Regions from separate parts of the Homo sapiens genome. Here region 1 is linked to region 2. A link is an interaction called in ENCODE POLR2A ChIA-PET data of the cell type or tissue named here. Cell type or tissue: Caco-2. All regions are shown on one strand. Each heading gives the region's core, and the rest is flanking DNA. Links, peaks and the distances in the headings are about the cores only. Region 1 has its middle 32 kb from the start of SOX4. Region 2 has its middle 120 kb from the start of LINC00581.

Evidence for each region. ChIA-PET counts read pairs that join two places held together with the same protein. Peaks named below come from ENCODE experiments on the same cell type or tissue, not always from the same donor. Only the 100,000 strongest peaks of a DNase experiment are listed, where the experiment ranks them.
Region 1: POLR2A ChIA-PET joins it to region 2 with 7 read pairs; 3 of 35 experiments call an interaction of 5 or more read pairs at or near these places.

The regions. Positions count from the first base shown.
Region 1 is chr6:21,558,581-21,563,963 of GRCh38, forward strand. No RefSeq gene overlaps it. Among named protein-coding and RNA genes, the nearest start is that of SOX4, 32 kb to the right of the region's middle. In Caco-2, for the core only: no CTCF peak of the experiment used is centred there; no DNase peak of the experiment used is centred there.
Region 2 is chr6:21,391,254-21,396,636 of GRCh38, forward strand. No RefSeq gene overlaps it. Among named protein-coding and RNA genes, the nearest start is that of LINC00581, 120 kb to the right of the region's middle. RefSeq lists an enhancer at 2,001-2,856. In Caco-2, for the core only: no CTCF peak of the experiment used is centred there; DNase peaks (open chromatin) are centred at 2,338, 2,768 and 4,108.

The DNA.
Region 1 (5,383 bases), core at 217-5,216, 170 kb after region 2:
ACTTTTGCAATCAACTTTACAAAGAAAAGGCAGCTTTGAAAGGAAAATGGTCCCGAAAGTTGTCTTTTTTTTTTTTTTTTTTTTTTTTAAACAGAGTCTCGTTCTGTCACCCAGGCTGTAGTGCAGAGGCGTGATCTCATCTCACTGCAACCTCTGCCTTCTGGGTTCAAGCGATTCTCCTGCCCCAGCCTCCCGAGTAGCTGGGACTACAGATGCACACCACCACACCCAGTTAATTTTTGTATTTTTAGTAGAGATGGGGTTTCACCATGTTGGCCAGGATGGACTTGATCTCTTGACCTCATGATCCAGCCGCCTCGGCCTCCCAAAGCGCTAGGACTACAGGCATAAGCCACCGGGCCTGGCCAAGTTATCATATTTTTTGTAAAAATAATAAAAAACATATTTACACCAGTATTAGACCAAGTGCCCACCTTCTTCTAAAAGACCTTCAGAAGCAAACCCTCCACCAGACATAGAAGTCTCTCCAGAAATCCTTTATCTTAACTCTCAGCTCCAACCAGCTTACTACTACATCCATCATTCCATGTGACGCAACCCTGTACCTCATGATGAGTTTGAAAATGCTTGCTCTGTACTCAGCAAACTTCCTGATATTCTCCATCTCTGCTCCCACGCTCCTTCCACAATTTTGCCTCAGTGAGACCCAAGCACTGTCTGAGAACTTCATTTCCCCTGCCTGCGTCTGAAGTGAAGACTGCTTTTTCTCATCTCAGCTTTGATAGTTGGGTCACTGTTTACCTGCTTTCAGACATTAAACCTGGTTCCTTTTGTCTCCTTTGAGACTCAAACCATTCAGCTGAATCACTCTCCTCCTCCTTATTACTGTCATCAGCTGTCACCTCTCTTCATTCATTTGAGATTTCAGCACCTGGTTGGCAATCTTCCAGTCCATCTTACCTCCTGTCATCATTTTAGGCAATGTTAATGTATCTTGAATGACGCATCCAAAACACTACACTGTTAGTTCATGGAACTCTCCACCTCAGCAGCCTATACAATCACAAAGTCAGACGTCCACTTCTGAAACAAAGCTATGTTGTTTTCAGTGAATTCACCCAAGCACACCACTCTTCCACCATCTTCCATCTCACTAAGACTTCCAGTGCACAACCCATTGCTCTCTCTCTGTCCATCAGCCCCACTTGCCTTTACGCGTCTGTTGATTTAGGTACTTAGAGTCCCTTGGTATAACTCCTTTGCAAACACTACACTAATTACCTTGCTTCTTTCCCCTCTGTCAAACACACTAAACTCCAACCCTAGATGAACCCAACCATCTGTCTTCTCTGTTCTCACACCAAGCTGGAGAAAACACATGCCTGAACTGATTGATATCATTGAAAAATCAACATCTCCAACCTAAACATTGCCTGGCAACCTAGTTGTGTATCTCTAGTTAACTCAGTCGATCACATTCCTAAATGATTATTTCCTACTTCTCATTCTACTCAAATCTTTCTCTCCATATCTCTTTAAGAGTCCATCACTAAGCTCTATGAATTCTACCTCCAAAATATATCCCCTAACCATTCACTTCCCTCCATTGCTTCCAAAACCACCATCATCTCTAGGCTGGGATATAGTCTTCAAAGGATTCTCCCTACCATCTTATTGCCCTCTCCAAGAGTTCTCCACATAGTGGCTAGAGCGATGTTTTTAAAATGTTCATCACAGTATGCCATTCACCTATTTAAAATTAATCCATGGATTCCCATTGTATTTAGAAAAAAAATCTATAATCCTTAATATAACCCAGTCCCCTGGATGGTCTGACTCCATTTTCATCTGTGCTACTTTTTTGCTTGCTTGCTATATTCTAGCCACAGTGGTTTCATCTGTGCTACTTTTTCTCTTGCTGCTGTATTCTAGCCACAGTGGTTTCAGGTGCCAAGCTTTCCTTTCTCTTCTGCCTTAGCACATTCTCGTCCTTCTGCCAAGTGTACCCTCCCTTTCTCCCCATATTTCCCACCAATCTTCACCTAGACAACTTCTATTCATTCTGTAGATCTCATATTTAGTGACCCAATCTTAGAGAAGTCTGTTCTGACCAACCCCATCTATAAATTTTGCCTCTTCTATTCCTTCTCAGGTGTCAATTTATTTTTCTTTTCTTTTCTTTTTTTCTTTTTCTTTTTTTTTTATTGAGATGGAGTCACACTCTGTAGCCCAGGCTGGAGTGCAGTGGCATGATCTTGGCTCACTGCAACCTCCACCTCCCAAGGTTCAAGTGATTCGCCTGCCTCAGCCTCCCGAGTAGCTGGGACTACAGGCGCATGCCACCATGCCTGGCTAATTTTTTGTATTTTTTGTAGAGATGGGGTTTCTCCGTGTTAGCCAGGGTGTTCTCGATCTCCTGACCTCGTGATCCACCTGCCTCGGCCTCCCAAAGTGCTGAGATTACAGGCGTGAGCCACCACGCCCAGCCTAATTTATTTTTCTTTATAACACATAGCTACTCATTTTCATGCATATTCATTCAATTTCTTTTTTTTAATTTTTAACTTTTGTGGGTACATAGTAAGTGTATATATTTATGGGGCAATAAGATATTTTGATACAGGCATACATGCATAATAATCACATCAGGGTGAATGGGGTATCCATCTCCTCAAGCATTTATCCTTTGTGTTACAAATAATCCAGTTATACTCTTTTAGTTATTTTTAGCTGTACAAAAAATTATTGTTGACTATAGTAACTCTGTTGTGCCATCAAATACTAGATCTTATTCATTCTATCTAAATCTATTTATGTACCCATTAACCATCCCCACTTCCAGCCCTGCCCACTGCCCTTCGTAGCCTCTGGTAATCATCATTCTACTCTCTATCTCCATGAGTCCACTTATTTTAATTTTTAGCTTTCACAAGTAAGTGACAACTTATGAAATTTGTCTTTCTGTGCCTGGCTTATTTCACTTAACATAATGTCCTCCAGTTCCATCCATATTGGTTGCAAATGACAGGCCCTCATTCTTTTTATGGCTGAATAGTACGCCATTGTATATATATGTACCACATCTTTTTTTTTTTTTTTTTTGAGATGGAGTCTCACTCTGTCACCAGGTTGGAGTGCAGTGGCGCCATCTCAGCTCACTGCCACCTCCACCTCCCAGGTTCAAGTGATTCTCCTGCCTCAGCTTCCCCAGTAGCTGGGATTGTGGGCATGCACCACCACGCCCAGCTAATTTTTGCATTTTTAGTAGAGAAGGGATTTCACCATGTTGGCCAGGATGGTCTTGATCTCTTGACCTCATGATCCGCCCGCCTCGGCCTCCCAAAGTGCTGGGATTACAGGTGTGAGCCACCACGCCCAGCCTGGTTTTTTTGTTTGTTTTTTAAGATGGAGTTTCACACTTGTTGCCCAGGCTGGGGTGCAATGGTGTGATGTTGTCTCACTGCAACCTCCACCCCCAGGTTCAAGCGATTCTCCTGCCTCAGCCTCCTGAGTAGCTGGGATTACAGGCACATGCCACCATGCCCAGCTAATTTTTGTATTTTTAGTAGAGACGGGGTTTCACCATGTTGGTCAGGCTCATCTCGAACTCTCGACCTCAGGTGATCTGCCCACTTCGGCCTCCCAAAGTGCTGAGATTACAGGCATGAGCCACCACACCCGGCTGGTACCACATCTTCTTTATTCATTCATCTATTGATGGACACTTAGGCTGCTTTCCAATCATGGCTATTGTGAATAGTGCTGCAATAAACATGGGAATGCAGATATGTCTTTGATATACTGACTTCCTTTCTTGTGAGTATATATCTAGCAGTGGGATTGCTGGATTGTATGATAAATTTATTTTTAGTTTTTGAAGAGCCTCCAAACTGTTCTCCATAGTGAGTATACTAATTTACATTCCCACCAACAGTGTAAAAGGGTTCCCTTTTCTCCACGTCCTCACTGGCATTTGTTATTGCCTGTCTTTTGGATAAAAGCTATGTTTTTGTTTTTGTTTTTTTTATTTGAGACAGAGTCTTGCTCTGTCGCTCAGGCTGGAGAGCAGTGGCGCAATCTCGGCTCACTACAAGCTCCACCTCCCGGGTTCACGCCATGCTCCTGCCTCAGCCTCCCGAGTAGCTGGGACTACAGGCGCCTGCCACCACGCCCAGCTAATTTTTTGTATTTTTAGTAGAGACGGGGTTTCAGTGTGTTAGCCAGGATGGTCTCGATCTCCTGACCTCGTGATCTGCCTGCCTTGGCCTCCCAAAGTGCTGGGATTACAGGCGTGAGCCACTGTGCCCGGCCATAAAAGCCATTTTAACTGAAGTGAGATGATATCTCATTGCAGTTTTGATTTACATTTCTCTAATGATCAGTGATGTTGAGCACCTTTTCATATACCCGTGTGCCATTTGTATTTCTTCTTTTGAGAAATGTCTATTCAAATCTTTTGCCTATTTTTTGATTGGATTATTAGATTTTTTTCCTATTGAGTTGTTTGAGCTGCTTATATAGTCTCGTTATTAATCCCTTGTCAGATGGGTAGTTTGTAAATACTTACTCTCATTCTGTAGGTTGTCTCTTCATTTTGTCAATTGTTTCCTTTGCTATACAGAAGCTTTTTAACTTGATGTGACCCTATTTGTTCATTTTTGTTTTGGTTGCCTATATTTGTGGGGTAGTACTCAAGAAATCTTTGCCTAGAGCAATGTCCTGGAAAACTTCCCAAATGTTTTATTTTAGTAGTTCATAGTTTGAGGTCTTAGATTTAAGTCTTTAATCTATTTTTATTTGATTTTTCTTCATAGTGAAAGAGAGAGTCTAGTTTCATTCTTCTGCATATGGATACCCAGTTTTCCCAGCACCACTTATTGAAGAGACTGTCCTTTCCCTAATGTATATTCTTGGTATCTTTGTCGAAAATGAGTTCACTGTAGATGCATGGATTTATTTCTGGGTTCTTTATTCTATTGATCTATGTGTCTGTTTTTATGCCAGTACTATGCTGTTTTGGTTACTATAGCTCTGTAGTATAATTTGAAGTTAGGTAATATGACTCCTCCAGTTTTGTCCTTTTTACTTGGAATGGCCTTAGCTATTCTAAGTTTTTTGTGGTTCCATATAAATTTAAGGGTTATTTTTTCTCTTTCTGTTAAGAATGTTATTGGTACTTTTATGAGGATTGCATTGAAGCTGTAGATTGTTTTGCGTAGTATGGACATTTTAACAATATTGATTCTTCCAATTCATGAACATGGAATATCTTTTCCATTTTTTTGTGTCTTCTTCAATTTATTTCATCAAGTTTTATAGTTTTTATTGTGGAGATCTTTCACTTCTTTCATTAAGTTAATTCCTAGTTATTTAATTTTATTTGTAACTATTGCAAATGGGATTACTTTCTTGATTTCATTTT
Region 2 (5,383 bases), core at 144-5,143:
TGGTCCTGGAGCAGCGGTTCGCTAAGTGGCGTATTAGTCCGTTTTCACACTGCTGATAAAGACATACCTGAGACTGGGTAATCTATAAAGAAAAAGAGCTTTAACGGACTCACGGTTCCACATGGCTGAGGAGGCCTCACAATCACAGCAGAAGGCAAAAGGTATATCTTACGTGGCTGCACACAAGATAGAGAATGAGAACCAAGCAAAAGGGGTGTCCCCTCATAAAATCATTACGTCTCATGAGACTTATTCACTACCAAGAGAACAGTATGGGGGAAACCACCCCCATGATTCAATTATCACCCACCAGGTCCCTCCCACACTGCATGGGAATTATGGGAGCTACAATTCAAGATGAGATTTGGGTGAGGACACAGCCAAACCGTATCAGTGAACTCCCCAGACCAGCAGTGTCAGCATCGTCTGGGAATTTATCAGAAATGCAGATTCTCAGGCTCCACTGTAAACCCACTGAGGCAGAAACACTAGGGGTGGACTAGCAATCTGTTTGAACACGCCCTCCAGGTGATTCCAAGGCAGCTCCAATCTGAGAACCGTGGCCTTCAGAAGTAAGAAAGTCAGGCCAGGCATGGTGGCTCACACCTGTAACCCCAGCACTTTGGGAGGCTGAGGTGGGTGAATCACCTGAGATCAGGAGTTCAAAACCAGCCTGACCAACATGGTGAAAACCCGTCTCTACTAAAAATACGAAATTAGCTGGGCGTGGTGGCGCATGACTGTAATCCCAGCTACTCGGGAGGCTGATGGAGGAGAATTGCTTGAACACAGGAGGTGGAAGTTGCAGTGAACCGAGATCGTGCCATTGCACTCCATCCTGGGCAACAAGAGCGAAACTCTGTCTCAAGAAAAAAAAAAAAAAGAAAAGAAATAAGAAAGTCAGGATTTCATAATATGCTGGTGTCCTGGCTTGAATTCAGTGCAGATTAATAAGTTTCCACTGGCTTACCTGCATGAGGAAAACTGCTAGTGACTACCTTTCATGTACTAAGTTCCTAAGACTCCCCCATTCAGGTCTACTCTCCTTTCTTACCCTGGGTTTCCCACACCCCTCTGCTTCAAATGGCAGAACAGAGAGTTCTAGAGGATAAGATCTAGAGCTTTGATTAACATGAAAAGAGATAGCTGGAATGAAAAAAAAAAAAAAGCCTGTTTATGTTGGAACAAGTCTACTAGCCTCTGGGTTTGTCCTGCTGCATTGAGGAGAAGGAAGGAGACAGCAGCAGGTAATTGACAGATCACGGCCTGTGTTAGAATCCTACCTCCAGTTAGAAGCCGGCAGACTCCTTACCTTTCCTGGGCCCTACTTCACCAAATGTGGAAGGGAAATAATACTAACCACCCATGGGGTTATTGTGAGGATCAAATGGGACACCCCTTTATGCAGGAGCTCAACACACGCTGACCCCTTCCCTTCCCCCACCACTCGATAAAAGGCCTGGACTGGGCCAGATTCACAAGGGGATTTAAGGGCAGAGCTGAATCCCTCTTTTTGGTGACACTCTGAGGCTGGGTTCAGCAAGTTTTGGTGATAGAAGGACCCTGATAGAGTTGCAAGATAAAATACAGGGCATCCAGTTAAGTTTAAATTTCAGATAAACAATGAATAATGTTGTAGTGTAAGTGTGTCCTGTGCAATATCTGGACATACTTATGCAAAAATATTATTCCTTGTTTATCTGAATTTCGAAGTCAAGTCAATTGGGTGTCCTGCGTTTTTATTTGCTAAATCTGGCAACCTTGGGGTAAAAGCAAGTTCCATAGCACGACTTTTCTCCCCACTCCCTAATATTTTAATAAAGACCATTTCTGACTGGGCGCGGTGGCTCACGCCTATAATCCCAACACTTTGGGAGGCCAAGGCAGGCGGATCACCTGAGGTCAGGAGTTCAAGACCAGCCTGGCTAACATGGTGAAACCCCATGTCTACTAAAATTACAAAAAATTAGCTGGGCGTGGTGGTGCGCCCCTGTAATCCCAGCTACTTGGGAGGCTGAGGCAGGAGAATCGCTTGAACCCAGGTGGTAGAGGTTGCAGTGAGCCAAGATAGTACCATTGCACTCCAGCCTGGGTGACACAGCAAAACTCCATCTCAAAAAAAAATTCTGAGCAGAACATGCTGGTCACACCTCATGGGGAAACCTAGCACCAAAAGACACTGGGTGATGTGGAGTTGGAGGAGAGTCCCATCAAATTGTCTTGGAAATGTGGGAGAAGAAAAGGAAGGAAGGCTGCGGGCTGATGATGATGGTTCATGTCTCAGAGTCTTGCCTCCACCAGCAGAAAGACAGGAAGCCACCTCTTTCCCTAGCTCCCCGCCCCAGGCACGTCTGGAGCTACAGTTATGGTCATCTCCCTCCCCATTCCTGTGGACTTACAGCACAGCTCGAAGTCAGATATTTAAAGCAAGGAGCATTCTTTTTAGGATTTCATGACGCTATTTTTATTTCCCAAAGTGGTATCATTCTGGTACAGAGACTTCACTAAATCTAGCAGTTGAGTTGGAACTTAAAATATTTGCTTATTTTTACTCCTTTGAAAATGATTAGCAGTTGAATTATTTAAACTAGAAAGAGATGAGGGAGTTAGAAGGGAGGGCTGCCCGCCCCAGGCACAGCCAGGGGAGAGTGCTAAATGTGGTTATCAAGAGATCAAAGAACCAAGGAGAGACTCCTTTGATCTGATGCTTGTCAGAGTTGCAATTAGATCTTTGAGACGCTGCACTTGGCCTCCCCTCCCTTCTTCAGTATTTCTTCTTTCTTCATGGACACCTGGGAGTGCCAGACCAAGGCAGGTCCCAGAAAAAGCCGGTGTGGCTATGTGAGATCCAAGTGTGCCCTAGGACACGGGAGGCATAATCTTTCTCGGAGAAAATCCCTTTTATAAATGCATTAGCTTTTTTTTTTTTCTTTTTGAGATGAAGTCTCGCTCTTGTCGCCCAGCCTGGAGCGCAATGGTGAAATCTCGGCTCACTCCAACCTCTGCCTTCTGGGTGCAAGCGATTCTCCTGCCTCAGCCTCCGAGTAGCTGGGATTACAGGCACGTGCCACCACAGCCGGCTAATTTTTTGTAGTTTGTAGAGAGGAGATTTTGCCATGTCGGCCAGGCTGATCTTGAACTCCTGACCTCAGGTGATCTGCCCCCTTCAGCCTCCCAAAGTGCTGGAATTACAAGCGCCCTCCACCACACCCGGCTAATTTTTGTATTTTTAATAGAGACGGGGTTTCACCATGTTGGCCAGGCTGGTCTCGAACTCCTGGCCTCAGGTGATCCACCCACTTTGGCCTCCTAAAGTGCTGGGAATACAGGCGTGAGCCACTGCGCCCTGCCACAGTTGCTTATTTTTAAGGCCTGGGGGAAAGGTGAATGGGGTCCCTCACCCCCACACCCGTTATACCTGCAAATGCCTGTTCCAGTGTATGAGCTGATATGAATCACACTGTGCTTCCAATGCTTTCCCTTTGATACAAATAGGAAAGGTACCCAATTGGCTGGGACTAACTTTGGGGTTGTCTGGATTTTCCAAAGGTTTGAGAGTGGGAAACCCAGGTGAGGTCTGTCAAATCTAAGCAAAGTTGGCTTCACATCCAAGCCAAATTCTACCCCTACTGATTTCTGTGACTTTTTTTGCTAAACAATGTAAGACAATGCAATCAAACCTAGAGGTCTTCTCTGCCTTCCTGTTACCCTGAAAAGCGGCTCATGGGGGACTTTAAGATGTTATTTATGGCAATCCCCTAAGCAGCCTCAGTCTTACTCTGATGATTTTTTTACACGATTTATACCAGTCCAAAGAATTCAAGAATAATGGGTATATTTCTGCAGCTGAGCCAAACATTTCTTCTCTATCAGTCTGTGCATGACACAGAATGTCTTGTGGTTTTAATATTTGTTTCCCTAATGGACAAGATTTGATAAATGTGTTTCCTAATCCCGAGCTATTGAAATATTGATTCTCATCCTGACTGGCCTCCTGGGAACGGAGCCAGCATATCTGCATCTCTGGGCTCTGAATTTAGGCTATTGCCCTGCTGGCCTAGCCTGTGAACACAAGGATGAGATTAGATTTGCTTGGGGGTGGGAACTGTAAATCCCAGTGAAATAGCTGTCTGGCCTCATTTCTATTTGACAGAATAGGGCAGCCATTCCCCACATTTTTGGCCAGTGTTATCATGTGTTTACCTGAATATCCTTCTTGCTTCTTTCTTCCTATTTGATTTTAATGTATACAGGCTGTCCAGTGAAAAGAAGAAAAGAAATCCTAGCTAAAGATTCATTTGAACTTCTGAATAGGATTGTCTGAAGGATGTAAAATATTTTACAAGGAATTCCAGAAAGATGAATAACTCACACCATGCCAAAAATGTTACCTGACATGAAAAAATATTAGAGGCCTTTCCATTACTTCTGTGACCTTTGAATGGAGATGAAAGATGGTTTGGACCCATGCTATCACAACCTGGTGCTGGACATAGTATCTGATAGGCTGTAATTCCATCCCATTTGAAGACGGGTGGGGAATATGTGTGACTGTTTATCATACATCCATTCAACCTCTTCAGACCATGACAATATTTAGGAAAAAGAACACAGGTGAACCCCGAGGAGATGAATACACCTTTTTACAACATGCTTAATGTCTTCTAAATATTGCTTAGAATATTTAGAATATTGCTTTTCTTCATCCCATTTCTTCCACCATTTTCCCAGTTTGGGCTATCACAATAGTCCCCTAGATCAGGATGATAACCTCCTAATTGGCCTTTGTCCCATATTTATCTCCCATCCTGTAGCCAAACTGAGGTCTCGAAAGTGCCTACCTGTGTACAATCCCCTAGCGTTCCCTATTACCCTCAGTCCCATGTTTCTTATCTAACATATATGGTCGTCCATGATCTGACCCATCTCCCTTTGCGGACTTGGTTTCCTTCCAATCCCATCTTGAACTTCACCTTCTAGAAACACTGAAATGCTGTTATCCCGGTTTGCCTTTGCTCATGAAGTTCATTTTTCTTGGAGGTCCATTTCTTTCTCTTTTCCTTGGCTTTCCTTCTCTGTGACTGGATATCTCCTCCAGGAGTCCTCCACAATGGCCTCCTCTCCTGACATTAATGGCCTTTCTTTTGCACTTTCTTAGCAGTACCTGTGTTTGGTTCCATCACTGCCATAACCACAATTACTGATCCCTTGGCCCATCTATCTCCTTGGTGACATTGTAAATTCCTTGAGAGTACATACATGCCTTTTCCACATTTGTAACCACAGTGACTGTGACTCACTCAGTGCATAATGCAGAGTATTTTGAACTAAATTCAGGAGAAGATTCTGCAAGTAGAAACAGGAATAATAAAGTCAAAAAGAA